3 separate regions of the Homo sapiens genome follow, and regions 1 and 2 are each linked to region 3. The links are chromatin loops, found by intact Hi-C in ENCODE. Cell type or tissue: mammary epithelial cell. All regions are shown on one strand. Each heading gives the region's core, and the rest is flanking DNA. Links, peaks and the distances in the headings are about the cores only.

Region 1 (11,425 bases), core at 1,487-9,486, 110 kb before region 3:
CTCCTCCCATCTATACATTCTTACACTAGGGAAACTTTGCATAAGTGCCACAAAGGCTGTTTCACCACACCCTTAAATCGTATATCCTTCCTTTCCTCTTGCTGAGGTAACCATATCCTGCAGCCATGGCTGGAGAAGGTGGCTCAGCAAAGGTCATCATGCCTTTGGCTATACAGCTGGAGTCCTCTGAAAACCACTAGGAATAAGAAAGATGGTATCATCTCAATGGAACAGCTTTGAAAAAATACTTGCCTGGGGTTGAGAAGGAATCCCACTGTCCACAGCTTTACTGCTTTATGACCTAGCAGAAGGAACTAGGATAAGAATATGACTAGGCTTGGCTTATGCGAGGCACTTTTCCTTTTGGCCTTCTTCAGCCAGAGGCTAGTATGCTGCCAACTGCTGAAACCTATTTTTCTTTCTGGTAACCTCTACTTGACTGTTTCAGAGTTTGTTAACAGAGTAGAGCTGAACCACCCTTTCACTCTCAGTAAAAAAAAAAAAGAAAGCACAAGTGTATTTACCCAAGGAAGGGTAAATAGTAATGCAGAGAAAGGAACTCAAGTCTTGACGCAGCGGCTCATGCCTATAATCCCAGCATGTTGGGAGGCCAAGATGGGAGGCTGCTTGAGCCCAGGAGTTCAAGACCAGCCAGGGCAACAAAGTGAGATTTCAGCTCTACAAAAAGTAAAATAAAATAAGTAGATTTAAAAAAAGAGAGAGGAGGCCAGGCACGGTGGCTCATGAGGTCAGGAGATCAACACCATCCTGGCCAACATGGTGAAACACTGTCTCTACTAAAAAAAATACAACAATTAGCTGGGTGTGGTGGCAGGCACCTGTAGTCCCAGCTACTCAGGAGGCTGAGACAAGAGAATCGCTTGAACCCAGGAGGCGGAGGTTGCAGTGAGCTGAGATTGCGCCACTGCAATCCAGCCTGGGCGACAGAAAGAGACTCAAAAAAACAAAACAAAACAAAACAAAGCAAAAAAAGAGGAACTCAACCCAGTAACAGTTGGGGTCAGAGGGTGGATGATCTGCTCAGACTGACTTTGGGAAGCAATGTCTCTCATTATTATGCACATTTCTAGAAAATCTTCTCTCTCCAACTTGTGACAATAATTATTCTGAAATTTTCATTTGCCCCTTTTATGAATTGAACTGTGTCCCTGTCCCACCCTTCCCCTGCCAAAAAAAGGTATATTGAAGTTCTAACCCCTAGTACCTCAGCATATGACCTTATTTGGAAATAGGGTCTTTACAGAGGCAATCAAGTTATCAAGATAAGGTCATTAGGGTCTGCCCTAATCCAGTGACTGGTGTCCTTATAAAATGGAGCAATTTGGACACAGATATGCAAAGAGGGAAGACAGCCATGTGACTGGGATGATGCAGCTACAAGCCAAGGAACACTATGGATTGCCAGCAAAGAGCAGAAGAAAAGAAGAATTCTTCCCTAGAGCTGCAGGAGACAGATGGTCCTGCCAACACCTTGATCTCAGATGCCTGGCCTCAGGAACTGTGAAATAATAACTTTCTGTTGTTTTAAGCCACTCAGTTTTTGGTACATTGTTACAGCAGCCCAGGAAATTAATACAGCCCCAAAGGCAGATGTGGTGTTGATTAAATCAGTCAGATTTTACCTTAACTAGCCTCACTGAATTGCTGCTAGACTGCAGTCTAAGTCAGTGGTTCTCAAACAGGGTTGGTGGAGAACAGTGGTGATGGCAGCAAACCATAATTTCTTGGGGAGCATTTTTTACAATAGGCAAGTCCAAGCTCCATCTTATTTATTTTATTTTTTAAATAAAGACGGGTCTCACTATGTTGCCCAGGCTGGTTTCAAACTCCTGGGCTCAAATGATCCTTCTGCCTTGGCCTCCTAAAGTGCTGAGATTACAGGTGTGAGCCACTGCACCTGGTTCCAAGCTCCATCTTGAACATGCTGATTGAGAATAGGAGCAGGAGATAGCTAACTTTTTAATTTAATTTTATTTTATTTATTTGAGACAGGGCCTCACTCTGTCACCTAGGCTGGAATGCAGTGGTGCAATCACAGCTCACTGCAGCCTCAGCCTTCCTGGACTCAGGTGATCCTCCCACCTCAGCCTTCCAAGTAGCTGAGACCACAGGCGCTTGCAACCAAGCCTGGCTAATTTTCTACTTTTTGTAGAGATGGAGTTTCGCCATGTTGTCCGGGCTGGTCTTGAATTCCCGGGCTCAAGAAATCTGTCCACTTCAGCCTCCCAAAGTGCTGGGATTACAGGTGTGAGCCATGGTGCCTGGCCAGCTAACATATATTTTAAACAAGATCCCTAAATGATATCAGTGACTTGCTCTGATCCCCCCTCCCCCCAATTCTCCCTCAGTAACTGCTGAGTTTACTAGCTTAAGTAAAAGGATAAAACTTTGGGTCTTCTCCAAATTGATCTGTAGATCCTAATCAAAATTTCAGCACTTTTTTTTCTGTAAAAATTCACAAAGATGATCCTAAAATTTACATGGAAATGCAAAAGGCCAAGTAAAGCCAAGGCAATCTTGAAGAAGTACAACAAAACTGGAAGACTTATACTACTAGATAACAAGATTTACAAAGCTGTAGTTATCAAGACAATGTAGTATTGACACAAGAATACGTAAATGTATAAATGGAACAGAAGAGAACCCATAAATAAACCCACACAGGTTAACTGGTTTACGACAAATGTGACACTGCTGTGCAATGGGGGAAAGGATGGTCTTTTTGATAAGGTGCTGGGCCAATTAGATATCCATATAAAAAAATAAGAATCTTGACTTCCAACTTACATCCTAAACAAAAATAAATTCCAGATAGATTGTGGATGTAAATACATATATATATATATGTATTTTTATATATATTTTATATATATATATATATATATAAAACAAGGTTCTCAGAAAAAACATAGAAGAATATATTATCTTGGGATGGGCAAAACTTTGTTAAACAGGGCACAGAAAGCACTAACAATAAAAGAAAAACAAAAAATTTAAAAAAGATAAAATAGACTACATAAAAATGAAGACAAAGACACCATTAACAGAAAAGTTAAGACACAGAAGATATTTATATTACATAAATCTCACAAAGGACTAATAACCAGAATATGCAAAGAATTCATACAAATCAATAAGAAAAAGACATACAACCCAATCCAAAAATGGGCAAAAGACTTGAACAGACACTTCGTAAAAGAGATTTCCAAATGGCCAATGAACACATGAAAAGATGCTCAATTTCATTACTCACCAGGGAAATGCAAATTAATACCACAATGAGATACCACTACACACCACCAGAATGGCTAAAATGAAAAAGACAAATAAGGTCAAGTGTTGGCTAGAACACAGAGCAATCAGGATTCTAATACATTGGAAGTAGGAATGTAAATTGGTTTACACATTTTGGGAAACTTGTGATGTCTATTCAAGTTGATCATACACATACCTTATGATTCAATAATTCCATTTCTAAGTATAGATAGATAGGAATATGTATATATAGTCCCAAATAGACATGTACAAGAATTTTCACAGCAGCACTTTTTATAACAGCCTCAAACTGCAAATAACCCAAATGCCATCAACAACTGAATAAGTAGCAGTATACTCACATAATGGAATACTATAATGAAAATAAACAAAGTTTAACAACATGTAACAATATGGATGAATCTCACTGGCACAATGTTGAACAGCTCAACATAAAAAAGCTCATACTGTAATGATTCTATTTACATGAAGTTCAAAATGGGTAACACTAATCTATGGTATTAACAATGAGATTGGTTACCTGGGGTGGGGAGAAGGGCTAGCTATTAGAAGGGAGGCATGAAAGAGATTTTGGGGTTCTGGCAATACTGTGTTTCCTCATCTAGGTGCTGGTATCACATGGTGTGTTCACTTCGAAAATGCAGACTTGCACACGTAGAATTTGCGTACATGTTTATATTATTTTCAGTAAGACTTATTAATATAAAACAAAAACAAAACCTTTGGGTTTGTGACTCCTGTAGACAAGTGGCTGGGAAGATAACAAAGGATAACAGATTAGGCTATGCCAGGATCAGCCAAGATGCAGGCCAGTTCTATACTTCAGGCAGCTTGCCCAATCTCTAGGGCAGAAGACTAGTCTAGTATCTAAGGCAACAGCACATGGCAGAAAAGGGGAGGGTTTCGCTTTCTTCATCTACTCTTTCTCCATACTTCATTCCAGGAGATTTTCTGTATAATTCTAAGGAGTAAGCTGAAAGCTAAAAAGCAAAAGGGAGCTTCATAAATGAGAATATGCACAATATTTCAAGTATATTGAATGATCTAGAAAATTTTCAAAAGGTAGGGATAATCAGAGTCAAATAAGGAGAATGCAGGTTGTTCACCAAATTAGTTCAGGGTTAAAAGTTTCATTTGATTATGAGTTCAATGGGGGTAGAAAATTATTTGACAGCAGTCTTTTGGGCTGCTTTTAGATACCCTAAGGAGAAAACAGAGTACAACTTCGGGGAGGGGTGACTGCTCAATTTCTCACCATAGCCTTTTTGTCATATAGCTTGTTGCTATGGAGAAGGCCGTGAAGGCAGCAACTAAAGGAAATAAAGGATCTGGCAGGAGTAAGCACAGGGATAGTAGATTAAACAAAAATTTCTTGAGCAATTAGTGAGTAGCAGGGCCTATAAATGACATACTTTTCTTGTTTTTCCTAACCCCTACCCCTTTGAAAGTACATGGGCTTGGTTTACCACTATAATTTAATTGAAATACAGAGAAGCCTGAATGGGCCTAACAAAGCTTAAGCCTGGCAGACAAAACACAAGGCCACTTAGCAATGCTGCCTAATGCCAGGAGGAATCAGCTACCTACCCACCCTATCCTGGTGAAATTATCTCCAGCTGCCTAAATTATAAAGTTGATGCCCTGTGATTTCTTTGTTCTGTAAAGCCTGAGGGAGATGGAATAATGAGGTATCAGAAGAGGTGGAGAACAGCCCCTTGTTTCAGAGTAGTCAGAGAGAGAGAGAGCGAGTTAAAGAGAGAAATGGAGTTAGTTCTCACCGGTATCATTAAGAGGCAGCAGCAGCCTCAGTAGCAATAGCTTGGGAGCAAAGCTCTGCTTGAACTAGTCTGAAACTACTGCTGTGGGAGAAAAGGCTAGTTGCCAACTTTGTTAATAGCTTCTGCCTATCATTGTTACAGCAGCTTTATCAAATAGGGCAGGGCCAGGACCTGTTTTTAGCAGTGTAAGCACTAAGACCAGAGGGCTCAACATCTTCCAGCAGATTTCATCACAACCAATGACTAACAAAGACAAGTCCCTCTTCTATTCCACATAAATGATTACAGAGTTGTAAATATCAGAGCTAGAAGGATCATAGAGATCATGTAGTCCAACCTCCTCATTTTACAAATAAGGAAATTAAGGCCCAGATAGTCAAACGACCTTATTAACAGAGCAAGAAAACACCAAGGCTCTCAAATAGGACTTTTTCCCCTTTGAATCACACTTCAAAGCTAAGTTAGTTAGGGCTAATGATTAATCCCAGGCAATACCAGTAAGATATTTATTGCCTAGGTATCACTCAACTAAATTCCTAAGTATCAGGATGATTTTGATAACAAAATAGGTCTGGGTTTTGTTACTGAAATATAAAAAGAATCTCATTTGCAAACAACCTTACCTATCTGGCAAGCTCACAGCCTAGTCACCTATATATACTGCCTGACTGTGCTTTGCTTGGGGGAGGGAGGAGGTGTGTGAGCATGCACAAAGGGAGACTCTCTTTCTCCCCTGGAGATTAGTCTATTTTGCCATTTGCAAAATGAAACTCAAAAAAGCCGGTGACTGAAATTTTTCCCAAGGTCTTCAGGATTTAAATGTATGACAGTGGACATATAACACAATCCACAAAGGTATATAAACACGTCACTGCCCTAAAGTATCCTCTGGGAGTAAGCTGCTAGGTGGGAATGTGTTGGCTGTTGTTTTTGGTGGGGGAGGGGTGGGAGAAAGTAGGTACTGATTTCCCTAATGTTTCCTTTGTGTGGCTGCTGTTGCCATGTGGTGGTCTGTTGCTATGAAGATTTGTGGTGTCAGACAATGGCTGCTAGGCTCTTTATGACTGTGCTATTGGTAGAGCTATTTCTTCGGGATTCAAGCTAGTATGCAACTGGCTAAACAGTGGAGAAAGCTTGGTTGTTACTGTGCCCCATCTCTCCTCTAGGTGAGTACTGCCTGGGGCAAGACTGAAGGTGAAGGGGCATTAATTATAGCATATGAGAAAGAAAAACCAATAGCTGAATGCCACCTTACTTTTCTAGTGCAAATATCTAAAATTAGATATTTCACAGTTCACACACATACTTTTCTACATCAAAATCACACAGGAAAAACCAAGAGTAACTACCAAGGTTACCATTTCCATGAAAGAAGATTAATGGAGAGCCCCTTCCCTTTAGTGAAAAGGATAAAAGCCCACAGCTGGGATCTGCAATCAGATGAGGATGAAGAATAGCTGGGGCAGGTTCTCAGCGGAGCTACCACAGGCAGACTAACTTCCTGCTAAGCAAAACCATAGCCTATTACTCTGATAATGAGAAAACTGCAGCCCACAGACCAAAGCAAAGGGCTCAACCACAGAGTTTGAAGTAGGGCCGAATGTTCTCCTGGGTAACAGGGGCCAGAGTACACAGAAGTCACCATGGGTCTGTTTAGATGTCAGCTACTTACCCACCCTCTTCATACTCCCACACAATTACTCTTCTTTCCATCTCAGAGTATATACACACAGACACACACACACACATATATATATGCATGTCTGTGTATATATATTTTAAAGATCTAGCCCCTGTGCTGTCAATACCATAAGCCACTAGTTAACATATGGCTATTTAAATTTAAATTAAATAAAATTAAACATTCAGACCCTTGGCCAGGCACGGTGGCTATACGAGGCATGAGATTGGTAAACATTTTTTTTTTTAATAATTTTTTTTTTCCTGAGATGGAGTCTCACTCTGTTGCCCAGGCTGGAGCGCAGTGGCACTATCTCGGCTCACTGCAACCTCTACCTCCCGGGTTCAAGCGATTCTCCTGCCTCAGACTCCCGAGTAGCTGGGATTACAGGCGCCCACCACCATGCCTGGCTAAACTTTTTCAACAAAAGACCAGATAACAAATATTTTGGGCCTTGCAGGCCACATGGTCTCTGTTACAGCTTCTCAACTCTGCCACTGTAGGGCAAATGTGAACAAAATACATTAAATGAGAATGACTGTCTTCCAATAAAACTTTATTTATGGGTCCAGGCCCAGTGCCTTACGCCTGTAATCCCAGCATCTTGGGAGGCCGAGGCAGGAGGATTGCTTGAGCCCAGGAGTTGAAGACAAGCCTGAGCAACACAGTGAGATCTCATTTCCGTAAGAAAATATTATAGGCCAGGTGTAGTGGTTCACGCCTATAGTCCTAGCACTTTGGCAGGCTGAAGTGGGCGGATCACTTGAGCCCAGGAGCTTGAGACCAGCCTGAGCAATATGGCAATACCTTGTCACCACAAAAAATACAAAATTAGCCAGATGGGGTGGCACATGCCTGTAGTCTCAGCTACTTGGGAGGTTGAGGTGGGAGGATTACTTGAGCCTGGGAGGTGGAGGCTGCAGGGAGCTGTGATCACGCCACTGCACTCCAGCCTGGGCAACAGAGTGAGACCCTGTGTCAAAAAACAAAACAAAACAAAACAAAACGTGTCACTTCTAATAGGTTACAGAAAAAAAAAAACAAAACAATACTTTATTTATGGACCAGGTGTGATGGCTCACACTTGTAATCGCAGAACTTTGTGAGGCTGAGGCAGGACGATTGCTAGAGCCTAGGAGTTTGAAACCAGCCTGTAAAACATAGTGAGACCCCATCTCTACAAAAAAAAAATTAAAACAAAAAAAATTAGTTGGGCATGGTGGTGTGTGCCTGTAGTCCCAGCTACTTGGGAGACTGAACTGGGAGGATCACTTGAGCCTGCAGTGAGCCATGATCACACCACTGATCACACCACTGCACTCCAGCCTGGGAAACAAACCAAGACTCTATCTGAAAAAAACAAAACAAAAACAACAACAGCCAGGCATGGTGGCTCACGTCTGTAATCCCAGCACTTTGGGAGGCCAAGGCAGGCAGACCTGAGGTCAGGAGTTCCAGACTAGCCTGGCCAACATAGCGAAACCACATCTCTACTAAAAATACAAAAAAAATCAGCCAGGCGTGTGATTCCAGCTACTTGGGAGGCTGAGGCAGGAGAATCACTTGAACCCAGGAGGTGGAGGTTGCAGTGAGCCAAGATTGCACCACGGCACCCTAGCCTGGGTGACAGAGTAAGACTCTGTCTCAAAAAAATAAAAATAAAAAATAAAATAAAAACAACAAACAAACAAAAAACCCTTTATTTATAGACACTGAAATTTGAATTCCACGTAATTTTCATGCCTCACAAATATTGTTGGATTTTGCATTTTTTCAACTATTAAAAAATAGAGGCTGGGTGTGGTTGCTCATGCCTGTAATACCAGCATTTTGGGAGGTGAGGCGGGAGGATTGCTTGAACCCAGGAATTCAAGATCAGCCTGTGCAATGTAATAAGACACTGTCTCTACCAAAAAAAAATTTTAACTACCCAGGCATGGTGACATGCTCTGGTGGTCCTACTTACTTGGGAGGCTGACGTGGGAGGATCACTTGAGCCTGGTAGGCTGAGGCTGCAGTGAGCCATGATCGTGCCACTGTATGTGAGCCAGTGATCTTGCCACTGCACTCCCGTCTTGAAAGAACAAGACCCTGTCTCAAAAAATATATATATATACACACACGCCATTCTTAGCTCATAAGCCATACAAAAGCAGGCAATGTGCTACTGTAAGACAACTACAACATAAATAATGGAGAGCCTTTCGGCCAGAACTGCCATCTTCCAGTGGACAAACACAAAGGTTAAGAAGAGAGGCACCCAATATATGTTCTCTAGGTCTCTTAGAAAATATAGAGTTGTGGCCGGGTGTGGTGGCTCATGCCTGTAATCCCAGCACTTTGGGAGGCTAAGGCAGGGGGATCACCTGAAGTCAGGAATTTGAGACTAGCCTGACCAACATGGAGAAACCCCGTCTCTACTAAAAAAAAAAAAAAAAATACAAAATTAGCTGGGCATGGTGGCGAATGCCTATAATCCCAGATACTCGGGAGGCTGAGGCAGGAGAATCGCTTGAACCCAGGAGGCGGAGATTGTGGTGAGCCGAGATTGCGCCATTGCACTCCAGCCTGGGCAACAAGAGCGAAACTCCGTCTAAAAAAAAAGAAAGAAAAGAAAATATGAAGTTGTTTCTTTGGCCATGTATATGCGAATCTATAAGAAAGGTGATATTGTAGACATCAGGGGAATGGGTACTGTTCAAAAAGGAATGCCCCACAAGTGTTACCACGGCTAAACTGGAAGAGTCTACAGTGTCCCCCAGCACGCTGTTGGCATTGTTGTAAACAAACAAGGGCAAGATTCTTGCCAAGAGAATTAATGTGTGTATTCAGCACATTAAGCACTCACTCTCTAAAAGCCAAGATAGCTTCCTGAAACATGTGAAGGAAAAATGATCAGAAAAAGAAAGAAGCCAAAGAGAAAGGCATCTGGGTTCACCTGAAGCAGCAGCCTCTACCCAGAGAAGCACACTTTGTGAGAACCAATGGGAAGGAGCCTGAACTGCTGGAACCTCTTCCCTACAAATTCACAGCATAATGGGTGTTAAAAAAATAAAAGACCTCAGGACTGTAAAAATGTTTCTCTTCATTGAGTAGAAGTGTGGTGTCCTCTCCCCTAAAAAAATATTTAAAGCAAATTTTAATTGTGTCCTAATTCATTATGTAATGTCTTTACTACTCAAATTTAATGTATTTCTTGCTGAAAGATGTGAAGTAGCTTATTGTGCAACAAGTTACTCAACTGGTTAGAAAACAGCCAAATATTATTTATGAAATATTTGTATTGGTTTGAAGACAGTGCCTCTAAATCATCATGGAAGAAATAAAATAATTTACAAAACAAACAAACAAAAAAGAAAACAAAAGAATGGAGAGTAAGGCCTGGTGCAGTGGCTCATGCCTGTAATCCTAGCACTTTGGGAGGCTGAGGCAGGCAGATCATTTGAGGCCAGGAGTCTGAGATAAGCCTGGCTAACACGGTGAAACTCCATTTCTTCTCGGAGGTTGCAGTGAGCCAAGATCACACCACTACGCTCCAGCTGGGGGAGACAGTGAAACTCCATCTCAAAAAGAAAAAAGAATGGAGAGTCAAGGGACTTATATGGTAGTAAGATTTCTACATTCCACTTGAGGTACTAATTTTAAGTAAACTGTGAAAAGTTAAATATATATACTGTAATTCCTAGAGAAACCACTAAAAAATTATACAGAGATGAAGAGTGAAGAGTCAAGAGATGACTAGGGAGGTTTGAGCCTAGAAAATTAGGAGGATGGTACTGGGCATGGTGGCTCATGCCTGTAGTCCCAGCATTTTGGGAGGCCGAGGCGGGTGGATCACCTGAGGTCAGGAGTTCGAGACCAGCCTGGCCAACATGGTGAAAACCCATCTCTACTAAAAATACAAAAATTAGCTGGGTGTGGTGGTGGGCGCCTGTAATCCCAGCTACTTGGGAGGCTGAGGCAGAAGAATCGCTTGAACCCCGTAGGTGGAGGCCATTGTACCCCGGGCAACAGAGCGAGACTTTGTCTCAAAAAAAAAAAAAAAAAGAAAAAAGAAAATTAGGAGGATGGTAATGTAGGTGTAATGAAGAGAAACAGAGAAGGAAAGAGAAGGAAATTTTTGGTAAAAAATGATGAATACTCCTTTTTAGACATTCGAATTTAATAAATCAGTTTCTGTTGATGTTCATCAGTGAAACTGTATTAGGCAAAAGGTCAAGTGTGGAGATAAAGTTCTCGGTATTGTTCACACAAGGTAGACAGCTAAAGATATGAATATATAGGAGAGTACTTACAATAGAAAGCTGCTAAAGTAATAGCTTTTGGAAGTTATGATGTAGGAAGGCTATGCAAAGCAGAAGAGTGGCAGATTCTACTAATTTCTTCCCTTTTCCCTTAGTAAGAGCCCCTATTTTGTGCGGGGAAGTAATGTATCCAGCTAAAAGGCTAAATTTCTTTGCCTTCCTTGCACACAGGGTAGCCAACAAGATGTAAGCAGAAGTCTTATGGTGTGGCTTCTGGGAAACCTCTCCAAAGGTAACAGACTAAGATGGGAGGCAGGTGCTTTTTCTCTTCTACCTTCCTTTTCTTTCAAGACTGGAAAGTAAACATGATGGCTGGAGCTACAGAAGCAATTTTACAATAAAGAAGTAACTTTAAGGAGCCTGAA
Region 2 (8,000 bases), core at 1-8,000, 92 kb after region 3:
CAAGGGATCCTCCCACCTCGGCCTCCTTAGTAGTTGGGTTTACAGGTGCATGCCACCATGCCCAGCTAATTTTTGTATTTTTTGTAGAGACGGGGTTTCACCAGGTTGCCCAGGCTCATCTCGAACTCCTGGGCTCAAGTGACCTGCCCACCTGAGCCACCCAAAGTGCTGGGATTACAGGCGTGAGCCACCATGCCTGGCCAATAATATCTTAAATTAGAAGATAAGTTGCCACTTGGTTTACATGGTAGACTAGATGACAAACCAAGGAGTCCTGAACAGATTCCAAGTAGATAGCGACACTACAGCATATTCTTTCTAGATCAAATAGACCACTTTCTCTAAGCCTTGGTTTACTTAAAGGTAAAATGAAGGCATCATATCCAGTAATTGATTCTACCTACATAAAGCCCCTTGCATCATTGTTCCTGTCTTGCCTCATTTCATTGGCATTATCCTAGAACATATTTTTCAAACATCTCTATCCTGGACTACAACTGTCTTCTCACTGGTCTTCCCATCTTCAGAATATCTCCACTCCATCTTCCACATTTCTGCCAAATTAGTTTTCCCTCAAGCAAGCCTCAGATCATGTTAATGCCTCAAAAAAACTTCAAAACACTCTTTCCCATCCCACAACTGATATGTCTATCATTTGATAGATTTGAATGCCTATCATTCAAAACTATCTATCATCTGAACAAACCTACCTTTTCATTTTTTTTTTTTTTTTCTTGAGACGGAGTTTCACTCTTGTTGCCCAGGCTGGAGTGCAATGGCACAATCTCGACTCACTGCAGCCTCTGCCTCCTGGGTTGAAGTGATTCTCCTGCCTCAGCCTCCTGAGTAGCTGGGATTACAGGCATGCGCCACCACGCCCAGCTAATTTTATATTTCTAGTAGAGACGGGGTTTTTCCATGTTGGTCTGGCTGGTCTCGAACTCCTAACCTCAGGTGATCCACCTGCCTCGGCCTTCCAAAGTGCTGGGATTACAGGTGTGAGCCACTGTGCCCAGCCCTTTTTAATTTTTTTTTAATTGGGCAGTCCCAGAAGCAGATTAGTTTCAGAGAGACTCCCCATTTCATTTTTTGTTTGCTGCTTATTCCTCTATACCAGGGGTATTCAATCTTTTGGCTTCTCTGGGCCACGCTGGAAGAATTGTCCTGGGCCACACATAAAATACACTAACGATAACTGATGAGCTTTAAAAAAAAAAATCACACACAAAAAATCTCATGTTTTAAGAAAGTTTACAAATTTGTGTTTGGTCTCATTCAAAGCCGTCCTGGACCACATGCATCCCACGGGCCACAGCTTGGACAAGCTTGCTCTATACTCACACTCTTCTTTCAATGAACTGGTTTGCCATTATTCTCCATAGAGGCCGATAACTTCACCTCTGTGCCTTTGCTCCCATTACTCCTCATCCTTGTAATATGCTTTTCTACCATCTCAGTAGAAACACTTGAACAGCAAAATCATAACTCTACCATTAACTGACATTACATAAGTTATTTTTTATTTATTTTTTGAGATGGAGTCTCGCACTGTTGCCTGGGCTGGAGTGCAATGGTGCGATCTCAGCTGACTGCAGCCTCTGCCTCCTGGGTTCATGTGATTCTCCTGCCTCAGCCTCCCAAGTGGCTGGGATTACAGGTGCACATCACCACGCCTGGCTAATTTTTTTTGTATTTTTAGTAGAGATGAGGTTTCATTATGTTGACCAGGCTGGTCTCGAACTCCTCACCCTGGACATTACACAAGTTATTTGAACTCTCTTGACACTTTAGGGATGATATTTCATCCCTAAAGGAGGGGAAATGACACCCTGCTTGGAATTATTATAAGGATTAGAAAATAGCATGATGAATGTGGCACATAATAACTGATCAAAAAGTGATAGATTTCATTACTATCCTTCAAAGCTAATTCAAAACCATCTTTTTAAATAAAGTCTTTTGGGATCCTTCCCAGCTAGAAGCAAGCTTTCCCTCCTTTATTTTTCTCAGAGACAGTCTTTACTTCTTTTAAGACAGTTAGGTTCACTTTTTATTTTATATTTGGTTTATATACATATCTACCTAGAAGTCTTTCAAACATCTGAGGACAGAATCTACAGTTGATTCATCCTTTTGTTTCTCTTAGTGTTTAGAACAGTGCCTGATTTATAATAGGCTCTCAAGTGTTTATTTATTTATTTATTTATTTATTTTTATTTATTTTTGAGATGGAGTCTTGCTCTGTTGCCCAGGCTGGAGTACAGTGGCGCAATCTTGGCTCACTACAACCTCCACCTCCCGGGTTCAAGAGATTCTCCTGCCTCAGCCTCCCGAGTAGCTGGGATTACAGGCGCATGCCACGACGCCCAGCTAATTTTTTGTATTTTTAGTAGAGAAGGGGTTTCACCATGTTAGCCAGGATAGTCTTGATCTCCTGACCTTGTGATCCGCCCATCTTGGCCTCCCAAGCTGCTGGGATTAAAGGTGTGAGTCACCACGCCCGGCTGTATTTATTTATTTATTTTTCAGACAGAGTCTTGCTCTGTCACCCAGGCTGGAGTGCAGTGGCGCAATCTCGGCTCACCGTAACCTCTGCCTCCCAGGATCAAGTGATTCTCCTGCCTCAGTGACCCAAGTAGCTGGGATTACAGGGGTGCGCCACCATGCCCAGCTAATTTTTGTATTTTTAGTAGAGATGGTCACCAAGCTGGTCAAGCTGGTCTCAAGAGCCTGACCTTGAGTGATCCGCCTGCATCGGTCTCCCAAAGCGGTGGGATTACAGGCGTAAACCACTGCGCCTGGCTCAAGTATTTATTAATGAATAAATATATATGAAAATCTTAAGAATTTCATGTTTATTTTCAGATGAAAACCAAAACACTAAATACATGGAAAAGTGGTAATATTTCCCATCTCTCTTCAGGATAAGTACAACAGAAAACATAATGCTCAGCCAGGCATGGTGGCTCATGCCTGTAATCCCAGCACTTTGGGAGGCCGAGGCAGGCGGATCACGAGGTCAAGAGTTCAAGACTAGCCTGGCCAACATGGTGAAACCCTGTCTCTACTAAAAATACAAAAATTAGCCGGGCGTGGTGGTGCGTACCTGCAATCCCAGCTACTCAGGAGGCTGAGGCAGGAGAATTGCTCGAACCTAGGAGGCAGAGGTTGCAGTGAGCCAAGATCACTCCACTGCACTCCACCACCCTGGACGACAGAGTACGACTCCGTCTCAAAAAAAAAAAAAAAAAAAAAAAAGAAAACACAATGCTCTTTGGATAAAAAAAATATATATATATATATAATATAAATGGTTTCTGAAACCATTTAAGTGGGTACTTAATACCCAGACTGCAAATAACCCTAAAGACAGTCTGTTTTGATCTAGAAACTCTAGTCAATGTTCCAGTTTTGTTTTTTTTTTTAATTTGAGATGGAGTCTCACGCTGTTGCCCAGGCTGGAGTGCAGTGGTGCAATCTCTGCTCACTGCAACCTCTGCCTCCCGGGTTCAAGTGATTCTCCTGCCTCAGCCTCCCAAGTAGCTGGGATTACGGGCACCCACTACCACACCCAGCTAATTTTTTTTTGTATTTTTAGTAGAGACAGGGTTTCACCATGTTGGCCAGGCTGGTCTTGAACTCCTGACCTCATGATCCACCAGCCTCCGCCTCCCAAAGTGCTGGGATTACAGGCGTGAGCCACCGTGCCCAGCCTGTCAATGTTCCAGTCTTCAAGAGAATTCCAAAACTACATTCCCTATATCTCACTCAAGTGAGCTGTGATTTTAATGAATTGTCCAGGGTTAAGCTAGTTGTTAGTAACATAACAATTTTTCTTCTTGTTGAGTCTCAGATAACAGCCCTCATCGTGAGGGCTGTTATCGGAATATTTTGAGGTCTATATATTGGCAGATTTTCTCAGTACAACAGACAGGACATTTTCACATATTTTAAAAGAGAATTTGTGGACTGCATTTTGAATTCCAGTGCCTGGTTTGAATACTGACTATTAAATCCTTCATTTTCTAATTTCTCATCTCTCAGACTCACAGACAATTCATTGGTGATAGAAGCTGATGATTTCCACAAACGAAGTGATACTTGGAATCTTCCTGAAGATCTATGTTGCTTGGATACTCTTTTTTTTTTAAAGTTTTAAAAATTGCTTACTTTTCTTCCAGCAAATTCTCCTAGATCCTGAAGATACTTTTCTAGAAAAAGGAAGAAGTAATATTCTCTTCCCTATTGGAAGACTACAAGTCTACTGCCGTCAATTATTGGAAACAGGCACCCAGCAGTATAACTGCTTCAGCATAATTCCTTGAAGATAGGGTCTTGGCTATTGTAAAAGCTGTAAGATCAAATAGACTAAAGGGTCAGTAAGCTGGCAGGAAAGGAATGGATTCAGTTCAGAAGAAATAGAATAATCAATGACCTTGGAGATTTCAGACAAATCAGATTTTCTATTGAAGGCAGGGATATAAATAGCACAAACACAACACAGACACGTAGAAACAAAAGCCACCAACTCAACTTTTTGTTTGAAAACTTGTTAGGTCTAGAGAACTGTTCAAACCACAGCTGCTAATGGTTATGGATTTGGCAATCAAAATGTCTTTGTTAAAAAAAAAAAGTTTTAACTGCCTTACTATTGAGGTTACAAACCACAGCCTTGATGCATTGTTGCAGTCAACATCCTCCCTGCTGTTTTTGAGAGCTTACATCTGCTGCTGGCAGATAAAATGCTGGCAAACAGCATGGGCTCCTTCCAGGGGAATCACAGGAGAAGCTTTAACGAGATGGCTCTCATCTACCTTTTTACCCTGAGTTGAACCCATAGCCTTTTCTATATCACTTCTACCTTCTCTAGGCTGATCCTCTGCCATTACTCAGGAGGGTTGAGGATCTAGAGGAATTTTTTCTGGCACAAATTAGTCATGTTGGCCATACTAATCTTAGAAGATAAAAAGGAAGACTAGTTCATGGCTCAGGAGAAAGCACATATTTTTAAAGCCATTTAACAGTGTAGTGCACTTGATTTTAAAACAACCACTAACAAAACCTTTTCGATTTTCTTTTTTTAAGAGGACTAAATGATCACACTATGCCAAAAATAGTGAGGGTTTAGTGTATTTTAACTTATCAAAGAAAGGCCAAGAATGTGAGGTCAGAAGTAAATTACTGAATTTTGGGGGGAAAAGAAAAAGGAACAGCATGTAAAGGCAAAATGTGGTCCAAGTCACACAGGAAGTTAGTTTCAGTTGAAGTAAAAATTACTAGATCCACATTAGTTTTCAAAGAAAATGCAATTCAACTGGGTGATAAATGAATATGGAGATACTGAAGGGAAGGCACAGGTCACAGTTAGGAAACTACTTCCTAGATGGTTCTCTCTCAGTGAGTTGACCTATGAGAATACAGAAAAATCAAGCATACTTAGACTAACACTCCTAAACTGTAAATACCATGATACCAGTTCTGTAGTATGTAAATAGGTAGTGCATGTTTGGGTGGGGGATTAATTTATGCTCAAAGTTTTGAGAACACTGCATGTTATATCCACCTCATAGAGAGTCATAATCCACACTAGCATATTAAGGGCTCTGAGATGTTCTACAGTAAACAGATCTGTTTAATCCAAAGGTATTTCCCAAATTTGTGTTTCAGAGAACACCTATGCCATGGAATAGTTTGGTAAATGCTAGTCAAGAGCCATTATTCCTAAACTCTCAACTCATTCATTCAGAAAACAAGAATGAGGCTGGTATAATAGATTAGACAACTACATTTCTTTTTTTATTTTTATTTTATTTTTTTTGAGACAGAATTTTGCTCTTGTCACTCAGGCTGGAGTGCAGTGGCACAATCTCGGCTCACTGCAACCTCTGCCTCCCAGGTTCAAGCAATTCTCCTGCCTCAGCCTCCCCAGAAGCTGAGATTACAGGCTCCTGCCACCACGCCTGGCTAATTTTTGTAGTTTTTTAGTAGAGACGGGGTTTCACCATGTTGGCCAGGCTGGTCTCGAACTCCTAGCCTCAAGTGATCCACCCGCCTCGGCCTCCCAAAGTGCTGGGATTATAGGCATGAGCCACCACGCCCAACCCAAAAGCTACAACTTTTAAAACTGATAAACTCTTTACTCAATAAATAAGATAAAAATAGGGCTAACATCAATTCTAAATAAATTCATATGCTACCCTTAAACACAGAAAAGAAACAGTGGAGGCCAGGCACAGTGGCTCACACCTGTAATCCCAGCACTTTGGGAGGTCAATGCGGGTGTATCACCTGATGTCAGGAGTTCGAGACCAGCCTGACCAACATGGTGAAACCCTGCTTCTACTAAAAATACAAAAAAAAATGGCCAGGTGTGGTGGTATGTGCCTGTAATCCCAGCTACTCAGGAGGGTGAGGCAAGAGAATCGCTTGATCCTGAGAGGCAGAGGTTGCAGTGAGCCAAGATTGCACCACTGCATTCCAGCCTGGGCAACAGAGTGAGACTCCGTCTCAAAAAAAAGAAAAAAGAAACAGTGGGAAAAAGTTACAGAAAAGCCAACCATAGGGAAAATGGGTATGGGATTCCCATGTCTGATGAAGCCTAGTGGCTTCTGTTATATTTTAATGTTATATATCAGAGACATTCATAAAGAGAGTTGCCAGCACCTCTAGCTGGAAACATATGGGAGGATTCCTGCACTTCTACATGCTGTTCAAAGCAACCTCAGGAAATGAGATACAATATAAGTTAAAGGAGAAGTATCATGAAAAAGAGGTATCCTTCAGAAATCAACAAGACTTGTTTTAATTAGATTTCTAATTCCTGTAACCTTCATAGTATTCCATAGATCAGGATTATAGTTTCCTACCCTTCTCTACACAAATTTGTGGCACAAAGAAGATTGGCTATCTAGAGATTGAAATCATTTGACCTTGTATCAGGTGGTAGTTTGCTTGATCAATAGATGAGAAAATAAAGCAAGGCCGCTTGCCAAAAACCATCATCCACATTGCCAGATGCTCCTGGGTTCTCTTTTAGAACGCAAATACATATCCCAGGAAGAAAACATAATGCAGTATGTTATACTAAGCTGTTAACGACTGTGAATCTCTAAAACTGTAAAGCCTACACCAGTGTAAGGTATTTTTATAATATTACTTCTAGACTGGGGGAAAAAAAAAGAGGGGGGAGGAAGAAAGTAGACATTGAAAAAAATGGGCAAAAAGCTCAGAGGGATAGTGCAGGCACAAGAGTGTGGGGGATAGCCTCCATGTGTCTATGGTTTTGCCTAGGTCTGGATCAGATACTAAGGGAAGAACAAAACGCTAGAACTCAAAATTCACACCAAAATGCATGCATTGTACTCACACACATAATCAGAGGAGGCAGAGGAGGTAACTCACAAGGAAATGAAAGACATAAATCTAGAGGGATAACAAGTGTTAGTTAAAATCAGTCAGTAGGCTGGCCACAGTGGCTCACACCTATAATCAAAGCACTTCGGGAAGCTGAGGCAGGTGGATCACTTGAGGCCAGGAGTTCAAGACCAGCTTCGCCAACATGGTGAAATCTTGTCTCTACTAAAAATACAAAAATTAGCTGGGCATGGTGGTGTGGTGCCTGTAGTCCCAGCTACTGGGAGGCTGAGGTGGGAGGATCACTTAAGCCCAGGAGGCAGAGGTTGCAGTGAGCCAAGATTGGCACTCCAGCCTGGACGACAGAGTGAGACCCAGTTTCCAAAAAAAATAAATAAAGAGTAAAGAATAGAGAGGGTAAAATGGCTGGGAACAGTAAAGGAAAACAGTAGACAGTAATAACAGTAATGAAAGGTAAGTAAGTCTGAAAAAGAGAATTTGCTGGGAAAAATGAAACTGAAGCTCTTTTTCTTCAGCACACTGGTGGAAGCCCTATTATCTAAAGCAACTGTTCAAAGAACAGGAAAACCATACTGATAGGTAAGACTGTTTGTGCTTCAAGGATGGACTTTTCCTGTTTTGGATTT
Region 3 (11,425 bases), core at 2,577-10,576:
AGTATGACAACAGCCTCAAGATCGTCAGCAATGCCTCCTGCATCACCAACTGCTTAGCGCCCCAGCCAAGGTCATCCATGACAACTTTGGTATCATAGAAGGATTCATGACCACAGTTCACACCATCACTGCCACCCAGACTATAAATGGCCCCTCCGGGAAACTGTCACGTGATGGCTGCAGGGCTCTCCAGGACATCATCCCTGTCTCTACTGGCGCTGCCAAGCCTGTGGGTAAGGTCATCCCTGAGCTGAACGGGAAGCTCACTGGCATGGCCTTCCATGTCCCCACTGCCAATGTGTCAGTGGCGGACCTGACCTGTCGTCTGGAAAAACCTGCCAATATGATGACATCAAGAAGGTGGTGAAGTAGGCATCGGAGGGCCCCCTCAAGAGCATCCTGGGCTACAATGAGCACCAGATGGTCTCCTTCGACTTCAACAGCAACACCCACTCTTCTACCTTCGATGCTGGGGCAGCCATTGTCCTCAAGGACCACTCTGTCAAGCTAATTTCCTGGTATGACAATGAATTTGGCTACAGCAACAGGGTGGTGCACCTCATGGCCCACAATGCCTCCAAGGAGTAAGACCCCTGGACCACCAGCCCAGCGACAGCATGAGAGGAAGACAGAAGCTCTTACTGCTGGGGAGTCCCTGCCATAATCAGTCCCCCACCAAGCTGAATCTCCCCTCCTCACAGTTTCCATGCAGACCCCTTGGAGAGGGAGGGGCCTAGGGTGCCCCACCTTGTCATGTACCATCAATAAAGTGCCTTGTGCTCAGCCAAAAAAACAAAAAACAAACAAACAAGAAATTAAACAATAAAAAAACCCACAAAAAATTAAAAATAATAATAATAATAATAATAATAAATTTTTTTAAAACCCCCACCAATAAAAAAGAGCCAGGATTCTGGATCAAGAGGTCAGGAGTTCGAGACCAGCCTGGCTAATATGGTGAAACCCCATCTCTACTAAAAAATTCAAAAATTAGCTGGGCGTGGTGGCACGCACCTGTAGTCCCACCTACTCAGGAGGCTGAGGCAGCAGAATCGCTTGAACCCAGGAGGTGGAGGTTGCAGTGAGCCGAGATCGCGTCACTGCACTCCAGCCTGGGCAACAGAGCGAGACTCCAACTCAAAAAAAAAAAGGAGCCAGGATTCAAACTCAAGCCTGCATAATTCTATAATTTGTGCTATTAACCCCTATATAATATTCAATATTTCTATAAAATTAATAGGTGTTTAACTTCATTCGGAAGTCTGAGCAACTGGCTAACAAGAATATGCTGTAAAGAGAAAGTGATATTTAAGTTGGATCCTGAATGACAAGTGGGAAAGAAAGGGGGTAAGAGTAGAGTTTGGTCCAGGTTAAAAATGATGAGGGTCTGAACAAAGGAAGTGGCAACAAGTATAAAGAGGGGAAGTTACAAGAGATAAGCAGGAGATAGTCTCTTAAAGAACCTTTGTGATGTACCAGATGTGAGCAGTGAGGGAAAGGCATCAAAGATGACTCACAAGTTTCTAGTTTGGGTGACTGGGCAGAAGTATTCCCAGTACTAACACTGAGAAAGTACTGGAGAAAGGAATGGAGAGAGGTGGACTTTAGGGACAAATTATGATTTTTCTTTGAACTTTGTGAATTTGAAGTACATTTGGGACAACTAAGCAAGGAAATCTGTTAGGCAACTGGAAATCATGGTCAAATTTAGTAAAGATGTCAGGGCAGGGAATGGATATTTGGGAGTCACTGCTATAACTACAGTACTTTGAAATAATAATTGTGTAAGAGACTGACACATAGGTAGCACTCATGCCATCTTATGTGTAAGGCTGGTCTTAACACTGAGAATATACTGAACTCTGAAAATAAGCAGGGCCGTAACATGTCCCCACAAATCAAATATGCCCATCACCTCCATCTTTACAGAAGAAAAAAAAAAAAAAGACGTTGGAAATGGAGTGTAGCTGATATCTGACGACAACGACTCAGATAGCCGTTAGTCTTTTAACCCTGCATCCTCAAAATACCTGGCAAACTAGATGATCAATAAATATGTGATGAACAGAAAGCATGAATGAAGGAAGCCCAAAGAATTAAACAGAATTTCCAATGTTATTCAGCTTAAGTAGGGGAATGGACACTAGAAGCTAGGTGCTCTCAATCTTGTGTGCTTTACATTCCAGAGGTTTCTCCAGCCTCCTTCCTCACCTGTTCCTCAAGAATTATCTTGTTCTGAAAAATATCAACATAATTTAAAATCTCTAACTACAGTATAAATGTTCCCTTCAAAATCTCATATTGGGCTGGGTACGGTGCTTTATGCCTGTAATCCCAGCACTTTGGGATTGCCGAGGTGGGATGATCATTTGAGCCCAAGAGTTTGAGACTAGACTGGGCAGCCTGGGCAACATAGTGAAACCCTGTGTCTACAAAAAACAACAACAAAAATAGCCACATGTGGTGGCATGTGTCTGTAGTCCCAGCTACTTGCAAGGCTGAGGCAGGAGGATTGCTTGAGCCTGGGAGGTCAAGGATGCAGTGGGCTGTGATTATGCCATTGCAGTAAGCTGTGATTGTGCCACTGCACTCCAGCCTGGGTGACAGGGCAAGACCCCATCTCTAAGAAAAAAAAAAATCCCATATTCATAGAAGTCATCTATAAAAAAGTCCACAGTTAATTAACATCATATTTAATAATTAAGACTGAAAGTTACTCCCTAAAATCAGTGAAGAAGTTAAGGATGTCTGTTCTTGCCACTTCTATTCAACATTGTACTGGAGGTTATAGCTAGAAAAATTAGACAAGAAATAAAGAAAAAAGACATCGAGGTTGTAAGTAAGAAGTAAAAGGATCTCAATTTGCAGATAACATGATCTCATATATAGAAAATCCTAAGGAATGCACAAAAATCATATCAGAGCCAACAAACGAATTCCACAAGGTGGTGAGATACAAGATCAGTACATATAAAACAATAGTATTTCTGTACTCTAGCAATGAATAATCCAAATATGAAATCAAGAAAACAATTCCATTTAAAATAACATCTAAAAGAATAAAATCCTCAGGAATAAATTTAACAAAAGAAGTGCAAGATTTTGGTGTACAACCCCTAAATTTGACTGGCTTAAAAAAAAAAAAAAAAAGAAAAGAAAAAACAGGGCTGAGCGTGGTAGCTCATGCTTGTAATCCCGGCACTTTGGGAGGCCTAGGCAGGCAGATCACTCGAGGCCAGGAGTTGGAAACCAGCCTGGCCAACATGGTGAAACCCGAGCTCTACTAAAAATACAAAAAATTAGCTGGGCTTAGTGGCGTGCACCTGTAGTCCCAGTTATTTGGGAGGCTGAAACAGGAGAATCGCTTGAAACTGGTGGGTGGAGGTTGCAGTGATCCAAGCCAAGACTGTGCCACTGTACCCCTGCCTGGTGGACAGAGTGAGACTCTGTCTCAAAAAAAAAAAAGAAAAAGGGCAAGATTTGTACACTAAAACCACAAAACATCATTGATGGAAATTAAAGAAGTTATAAATAAATGGAAAGACATCTCATGTTCATGGATTGGAAGATTTTTTATTGTTAAGATTGCAGAACTCTCCAAACTGACTGACAGATTCAATACAATCTCCATCAAAATCCTAGCCTGCTTCTTGCAGAAATTGACAAGCTGATCCTAAAATTTGTATGGAAATGCAAAGGACTCAGAATAGCCAAAACGATCTCAAAAAGAAGAATAAAGTTGAAAGACTCACAATTCTCAACACTTACTACAAAGATGAGTAATCAAGATTGTAATACTGCCATAAGGATAGATATGTTGATCAACGGAACAAAACTGAGAGTCTAGATAAAAACCCATACATTTATGGTCAATTAATTTTCAACAAGGGTGTCAAGAAAATTCAATGTGGGGTAAGAATAGTCTTTTCAACGATTGGTGCTAGGAAAACCGCATATGTACATGTAAAAGACTAAAGCTGGATCCCTACTTCACACCATATAGAAAAATTAACTCAAAATGGATCAAATACCTAAATGTAAGAGCTATAACCATAAAAATCTTAGAAAACACTAGTATCCAGAATATATTCTTACAAAGAACCTAATTAAAATATTGACAAAGAATCAGATATCTTCAAAGAAGATATACAAGCACATAAGCACATGAAAAGATGTTCTGAATCATTAGTCATTAAAGAAATCCAAGTCAAAACCACAAGATACCACTTTACACCCACCAGGATGGCTATTATTAAACAAATGAACAATAACAAGTATTGTTGAAAGTGTGGGGAAATTGGAATCCTTGTACACTGCTAGCGGGAATGTAAAATGGCACAGCCATTTACATTCTGGCAAACAGTTTGCCAGCTCCAAACAAAGTTAAACAAAGAGTTACCACATAATCCAGCAATTCTATCCCTAGGTATATAATAAAAAAAACTGAAGACATATGTCCATACAAAAACTTGTATATGAATGTTCATAGCAGCATTATCCATTAACAGTCAAAATAAGGAAAAAACCCAAATATCCCTCACCTGATGAAATGGATAAACAAATGTGGTATATTTATATAATGGAATATTATTCAACCATAAAAAGGAATGGAGTACTGATACATGCTACAATAGATTATGCTAAGTGAAAGGAGTCAGACACAAAAGGCCCCCCCCTTTTTTTTTTTTTTTGAGATGGAGTCTTGCTCTGTCTCCCAGACTGGAGTGCAATGACGCAATCTTGCCTCATTGCAACCTCCACCTCCCGGGTTCAAGCAATTCTCCTGCCTCAGCCTCCCAAGTAGCTGGGACTACAGGCATGTGCCACCACGCCCAGCTAATTTTTGTATTTTTAGTAGAGACAGGGTTTCACCATGTTGGTCAGGCTGGTATCGAACTCCTGACCTTGTGATCTGCCTGCCTTGGCCTCCCAAAGTGCTGGGATTACAGGCGTGAGCCACTGCGCCCGGCCAAAGGCCACAGATTGTATGATTCCATTTACATGAAATTTCTAGAGAGACAGAAGTAGACTGCCCGGGGCTAAGTAAAATGAAGAATTAGGGTGACTGCTGATGGGTACAGGGTTTCTTTTTGAGGAGATGAAAATATTCTGGAATTAGTGATGTGATGGGTACACAGTTTGTGAATATAGTATAAACCACTGAATTGTATACTGAAAAAAAAAAAGAAAACATGAATTATTTCTCAATTTTTAAAAAAACTGTATGAGGAAAAAAAAAAAACCCGTATAACCTGTCTAGCTAACCTCTTCCAAAAAATTTTCCAGTTATCAGTTGTTAAATGGTTTCTGGAAACATTACTTTTTTTTAAATAATAACCAGGAAAAGGCAGGAACATTAAAGCCATTTGATAAACATGCAAAAAGTTGAAATTCTACCCAGAGCTTAGGCCATCAGCCATCATTTCTCAATCTTCCATTCACATGAAATTTAAGTTTATAACATAGAAGATTTTCTTTTCTTTTTTTTTTTTGAGATGGAGTCTTGCTCTGTTGCCCAGGCTGGAGTGCAGTGGCGTGATCTCTGCTCACTTCAATCTCTGCCTCCCAGGTTCAAGCGATCCTCCCACCTCAGCTTCCCAAGTAGCTGGGATTACAAGTGTGCATCACCACATCTGGCTAATTTTTGTATTTTTAGAGACAGGGTTTCACGATGTTGGCCAGGCTGGTGTCGAACTCCTGATCCTCCCGCCTCAGCCTCCCGAAGTGCTGGGATTACAGATTTGAGCCACTGTGCCCGGCCTATAATATAGCAGATTTTCAAAGATTTTCCTAGATTTCCTGAAATTCTTATGTCAGGCTCTTGGTAAAAGCCTACTATTAGGCAGTCAATCCTGGTCTGATTTCTTCAAACCAAAGTGCTGACAACAGTTCCAAAGAGTAGTCTCAGAGCTGCTAGCATAATTACTTTAATTGGAAGCTGTTTCTCTCCAGTTATGCAAGGGAGTCCATATTACATGAAAATAAAATCTATAATAATTCATCATAGTATAGGATGTATACTTTTGGAGAATATAAATTAAAATATACCCTGCTAACATCTCTCCCCATTTCTGTCCTGTCAAAAGATCATTAAGGGTATGGTATGTTAAGGAAGATCTCTTTTGGAAATGCTTATACCTGATATTATAAATGTCAAAGAGTACTCTTAGACAATAGGCTGCAAGTACTGTATTCCTGCCTCATTTTAACATTTAAAAGGAACAATAAATAAATCCAAAATACTTTTCTCTATTGCACCAAAATTTCCTTTTTTTTTTTTTTTAACCACAATGTATTAAAAGTTAAATCTAAACATCTATGTAAACATCGAATAGACAAAAGGTCTAGACTGGTCAACATAGAAATCCATATAGAAAATTACACAGAAAAAAGATGGGTTTCTTTTTGTGCAACTTCCTTAACTAAAATGCTACTCCAGCAAGGAAAAGAAAACATGAAAGACAGCCCTTTTCTTTTTATACAACTAGAAATCTCATAAGCTTATGTCTTGAGCAAGCTCATCAACGAAAGCAAATTATGTTAACTGACATCACAGACACCTCTTTCCAAAGAGAAGAAAGCAGGTCAACATTAAGTCTTTAAAAATTGCAAAACTACTCTCTCCCTACATACTCACCACCATCAGTTTAAAAAAAACAAACACCCAGACTTCTGAAGACAATCACAAATGAAGATAAAAAATTGGTTTGAGATAAGTTATAAAAAGCTAAACAAAGAAGATGAGTTTCATACTCCAGGGTGAGATCACATCAATTGTAATAAAATCTAGCCAAGCAGGGCCAAACCAGTTCAGATCTCTAATGGGAAAATTAAAGATGCTTAAAGGGACAGAGTTGAGATTCATGAGGTATAGATCATGCCCAAGCCAGTCCTGAACCAATAATCTCAGCCAGTTCCACAACATTAAAGAAATTCTTCTCTTAAGAATCTGGTAGAATGAAGTACAATTTTTATGTTCTTCCTTTTACTTTTCTGAATTTTCCAAATTCTTTACAATAAAGCACTTATAGATTTCAATGCCAGAATGCTGAAACCTCGTTAGTAGAAAATAATCTCAAAGAAACAGAAAACCGAGTGGACAGGTTGCTGTAAACTCACAAGGTCAAGGCATTCTCACTTGCCAAGTACAGAGTTTGCCCCGGGGGCATTAGAGATAACAATGCTTGTGCTTTGCCCAATCTTCTCTCTGACATAATAGGCTTTTGTCTCGAGTCACCAGATGCCTCAGCATTAGTTGGCCAAGTGCTAGGGCCCCAGAGCCTAGATAACACAGCTGGAGCTTGGTACTCCTATACAGGGATTAAGAAACAATCTCCAGCCCACAACTCTATTAAGCAAACTTTGACAGCTGCCAGGGCCAGTAAAGAATAATGAAGGGACAGGGATCCAGTGGCACAGCTGCACCTCTTTCCCACACCAATATTCCTCTTCCTTTTTTCCTCAGAAGGCTCACTCTGCTGCCAACTCCAGGTCTTACTGGTCTCCTTAGCCACTATGGCTGTCCATTTTAAAAAACCACACTGGCAATGATGGGCTTTTAGTAAAACTCAAACACTTCAAAATAAATTGAAGGTTCCCTGCTTAGGGTATTTTCATAAAGGTTATGAGCCTTGATTCTACCTAAATTCCTCCTGACTGTCGTCTTGGCAGCAGAATATTAATAGGCTGTCCTAAGAGAGTTATAAAACAATCAGTATCCAATCATTTCCTGTACCTTGAAATGTTAACACTAAGGGAAGGACAGGGAGGAAAAAATAAAACAAGGAAAGGAAAAAAAATCCTCCTCTCAGGGAAATGCCTACACCCCAGAGACCAGGTCCAAGCTCCCTCCCTACTCCATATCCAGCCACACAAAAGCCAAAGCCAAGAACAATCCTCCACTTACAGAGGCTTCCACAAATTTCTCTCCTCAGCCAACTCTGGAGCCAGGATGAGAGACTTTGTTGGCACATGCCAGCTCTTGTTTATGAGCTGGTTACCACCTCAAAGGCTGCTTGGCCCAAGGTCTGCCTTCCCTTTACAGGATCTTTCAAACTTCAAAATGGGATCTTATCTTGGACTCCTCTTAAGACATGGACGTGGGTTACTTAACCTATTGCTTCCAGCTTGAGTGCTATCCAAGGATTTCTCTGGGGACTACATTCTCAGGGGGTAGTCAACATTATCTAATATGGAAGGACTTTCTACCCACCTGTACAAAGTAAAGAAGAACGGAAAGATTTTAAATTAAAAGTAAAAGCGAACACTTTCAGAAATAACTTCAGTGGCCATCAGGTAAAGGTAACAGCTGAAGTGACGAAAATCAGGTGAGCCTCTCCTTTGCTGTCAGTGTAGCAGAGAAGGTGGGAAGAAAGATAATAAAATAATCTCTTCGGCTGATAATTTAATTCTGTCCCGTACTCAGAGCTTATTTCTGAAATCTTGTAATAGAAATTTCCCTAGGTTGAATTCCATATCCTAACAGCTAGGAATTGAAGAGACATTTGGAAGTCAGTTTCTCGGTTACTTTTTGTTGTCTTCCCATTCTATTGTGAACCCTTTTCTCCCTTAATTTCACCTCACCTTTTAGAGATTTGGGGAGAATACCAGAACGTGTGGGAAAAAAAATATTAGCCAAAAATTTAAGAAAACGAGAATAAAAAAACAAAAAGAAAAATAGAGATTTGGGGATAATAAAAACTGAGACACAGGTTAGGGAGCCTGGCTCTCTAACTGCCTTTGGTTTTCTACTTTCTACGGAAACAACATTCACAACAGAAAACTACATATATCATATATGTACAACTCTGCATTTTCATAAACTGAACACACAGTTATGTAAATAGCATCCACAACAATATTTTAGCAAATAGTGCTCAAATAAAAACTTTGCCCTCCAGGGGATATTTGGCAGTGTCTGGGGACATTTTTGGTTGTCTTACCTTGGAGCGAATATGATAAAGGTATGGATGCTGTGAAACATCCTACAATAAACTGGACCACCCCAACAACAAAGAATTACCCTAGCCCCAAATACCAATAGTGTTGTTGTTGAAAAATCCTGGTTATAGCAACCCAGAAACCTTCCTGTACTGCTTCTCCAGAAAGGACTTTTACCACAAAAATGCAAGACTCCTTATGCTCTGGTAGAAAAGCTGCTGTAACATACTGCCATGAGGAGGTGGTACAGAGCATAAATGATCACAGATGAAACTACTCACCTGCCTGGAAAGACAAGAGAGGCTGCAAGGAGAAAGGAAAATAGAACAAACATTTGTTGCTGACCTGTAACTATTATACTATAACCTCCATATACTGTGCATTTACAGTGTACTTTTAGATCTTTTAAATTAAAACCATATAAAATCTAAGGAAAATGAGATACGGAGAGGTAATTTGCAGAAGATCCTATATATATTAAATGGCAGTCAGTGCTGGGATTCAAACATAGGCCTGATTACAATATCTATGCTTTCACTTTAATACTATTAGAAGTTGAGAGTTTAAATAACTGAAAATTAGGTCAAAAAAGAAAAAAGGAAAACTAAAAAAGTTGAGAGTGATGATGCCAGGCAGGGAAAATATGGCAAATGGTTAAAATAAAAAGCAAAGATCACTCTTCCATTGTTCATAAGTGGCATGAGAAACGAACTTTTCCTCAAAGTGTGCCTCAATCCAATAAAACCAATTCTAACTACAGAACCAAGCAAGTTCTATAACCTCTTTCAGTGGATTTTAAAATGTTTGTATAGACATATGTTCCCAGCTGTGGGTTTTGTATTCTCTCTAGGACACAAGGAAGCAGTTCCCAATATGCCAACTAAGGTAGCTACCTTCTTGGTGTTCCTCAGTGACCCATACTGAGCCCCTTTCATTCAATACAGACACATTCTTCCTGGGTAAGTGCACTCACTTCTATGGCATCAATTACCATTTATGTGTTCACATTAATAAACTCTTAAATCTTTAGATTTCCAGTTCTCTCTCTCACACATCCAGTCCTCAAGAGACATTTCTACTTGGTTGTTCATTCATTCAACTCCCTCTTCCAAATTAACTACCATTTATCCTTCAGATATTTACTCAAACTTCTTCACGGATATTTTCCCTGACCCGCCCCCGCCCCCCGCCCCCCGCCCTGCACCCGCCAAGAATGGTTCAGTTCCTAATTATAGGCTCTCAGCATCCTATAACTTTCACTTTTATAATTTTAATAGTGTAAAATGATAGATGTGCATATGATTGTTTGATTCCATTCTATCTCCCCTACTAAACCGTATGCCCTAGAAAGAGCAGGACCAAATCTATTTTGCTTACATTATCCCCAGCACAGGCAGTGCAAGCACCTCAAAACATGTCCCAAGTTAAACTCATTATCATTCCCTGCAAACTTGCCCCTTTTCAGTGTTCCCTCCTATGAGTAAGTGGTTCCATGAACAGCTTGGTTCATGCCCAAAATCTGGACATGACTCTCGACTTCTTCTTCAATCTCTTCCCAACATGGTATCAATTACCAAGATGCTATCAATTGAACTTCTATTCTCTCAAATCTACCCACTTTGCTCCTTTCCTATTAATACTATTCTGGTCCAGCTGTCTTGCTAACTATGCTAACAGCTTCCTAAATGCCTCCAATCTTGTTCTCCAATCCACTCTGCAGATGACATCAAGAGTAATTCTTCAAAAACTCAAAAATCAATCACTGTAATCCACTAAAAAGTCTAACAATAGTTTTCTGCAGATGTTAGGATGAAATCCAAATCCTTTAACAAGGCTTTTAAGGCCTTCTACTATCTGACCCCATAGCACTCCAGCCTCATCTTACCATTCTATTCCTCCTCCTCCAGTCATAGTGAACTTCTTCCAGTTCTTCTCATGCCTCAAGATTAGTCTTACCACTTAGCCTTTGATTATGCTATTCTCTCACCTGGCACAAGCCTTTTGCCCTCTCTCCCATCACCTGTCTAATTCCTGCTTATCCCTTTGGGTCTCTGTTTAACTATCAGAGAGGTTAGAGATCTCCATCACCTCTTTTGAGCAGAGATCTTCCTTGATCCTACACTATACTCTGGCCACCACTGTGCACCCACAATACCCTATGTTATCATTACTCATCAAAGTTTGTTATAATAACCAATTTATCTGTCTCCCACATTAGAATATAAACTCCAGGAACCCAGCACGATGGCTCACGCTTGTAATCCCAGCACTTTGGGAGGCCATGGCGGGTGGATCACTTGAGCCCAGGGGTTCAACGTGGTGAGCCTGGGCAACATGGTGAAACCCTGTCTCGACAAAAAATCCAAAATTGGTCAGGTGTGGTGGCACGCACCTGTAGTCCTAGATACTTGGGAGGCTGAGTTGGGAGGATCACTTGAGCCCAGGAGGCAGAGGTTATAGTGGGCCAAGATTGTGCCACTGTACT

What was found. Peaks named below come from ENCODE experiments on the same cell type or tissue, not always from the same donor. Only the 100,000 strongest peaks of a DNase experiment are listed, where the experiment ranks them.
Region 1: it touches region 3 in a loop (2.0-fold over the local background); 2 of 110 quality-filtered maps call a loop at or near these places.
Region 2: it touches region 3 in a loop (2.8-fold over the local background); 2 of 110 quality-filtered maps call a loop at or near these places.

Annotation. Positions count from the first base shown.
Region 1 is chr15:64,629,477-64,640,901 of GRCh38, reverse strand. The region is part of intron 3 of ZNF609 (zinc finger protein 609); the gene reads right to left. LOC101930091 (a long non-coding RNA gene) reads left to right here and starts at 10,300. Exons shown (of 5, transcript XR_007064678.1): 1 at 10,300-10,388; 2 at 11,232-11,292. It also overlaps the pseudogene RPL21P15. In mammary epithelial cell, for the core only: no CTCF peak of the experiment used is centred there; a DNase peak (open chromatin) is centred at 5,251; H3K27ac peaks cover 1,412 bases.
Region 2 is chr15:64,427,136-64,435,135 of GRCh38, reverse strand. All of the region lies in intron 11 of TRIP4 (thyroid hormone receptor interactor 4), which reads right to left. Among named protein-coding and RNA genes, the nearest start is that of ZNF609, 29 kb to the left of the region's middle. RefSeq lists enhancers at 4,099-4,610, 4,611-5,122. In mammary epithelial cell, for the core only: no CTCF peak of the experiment used is centred there; a DNase peak (open chromatin) is centred at 4,655.
Region 3 is chr15:64,517,830-64,529,254 of GRCh38, reverse strand. All of the region lies in intron 2 of ZNF609 (zinc finger protein 609), which reads right to left. It also overlaps the pseudogene GAPDHP61. Among named protein-coding and RNA genes, the nearest start is that of ZNF609, 63 kb to the right of the region's middle. RefSeq lists an enhancer at 1-568. In mammary epithelial cell, for the core only: no CTCF peak of the experiment used is centred there; DNase peaks (open chromatin) are centred at 4,274, 7,224 and 7,954; H3K4me3 peaks cover 138 bases; H3K27ac peaks cover 2,584 bases.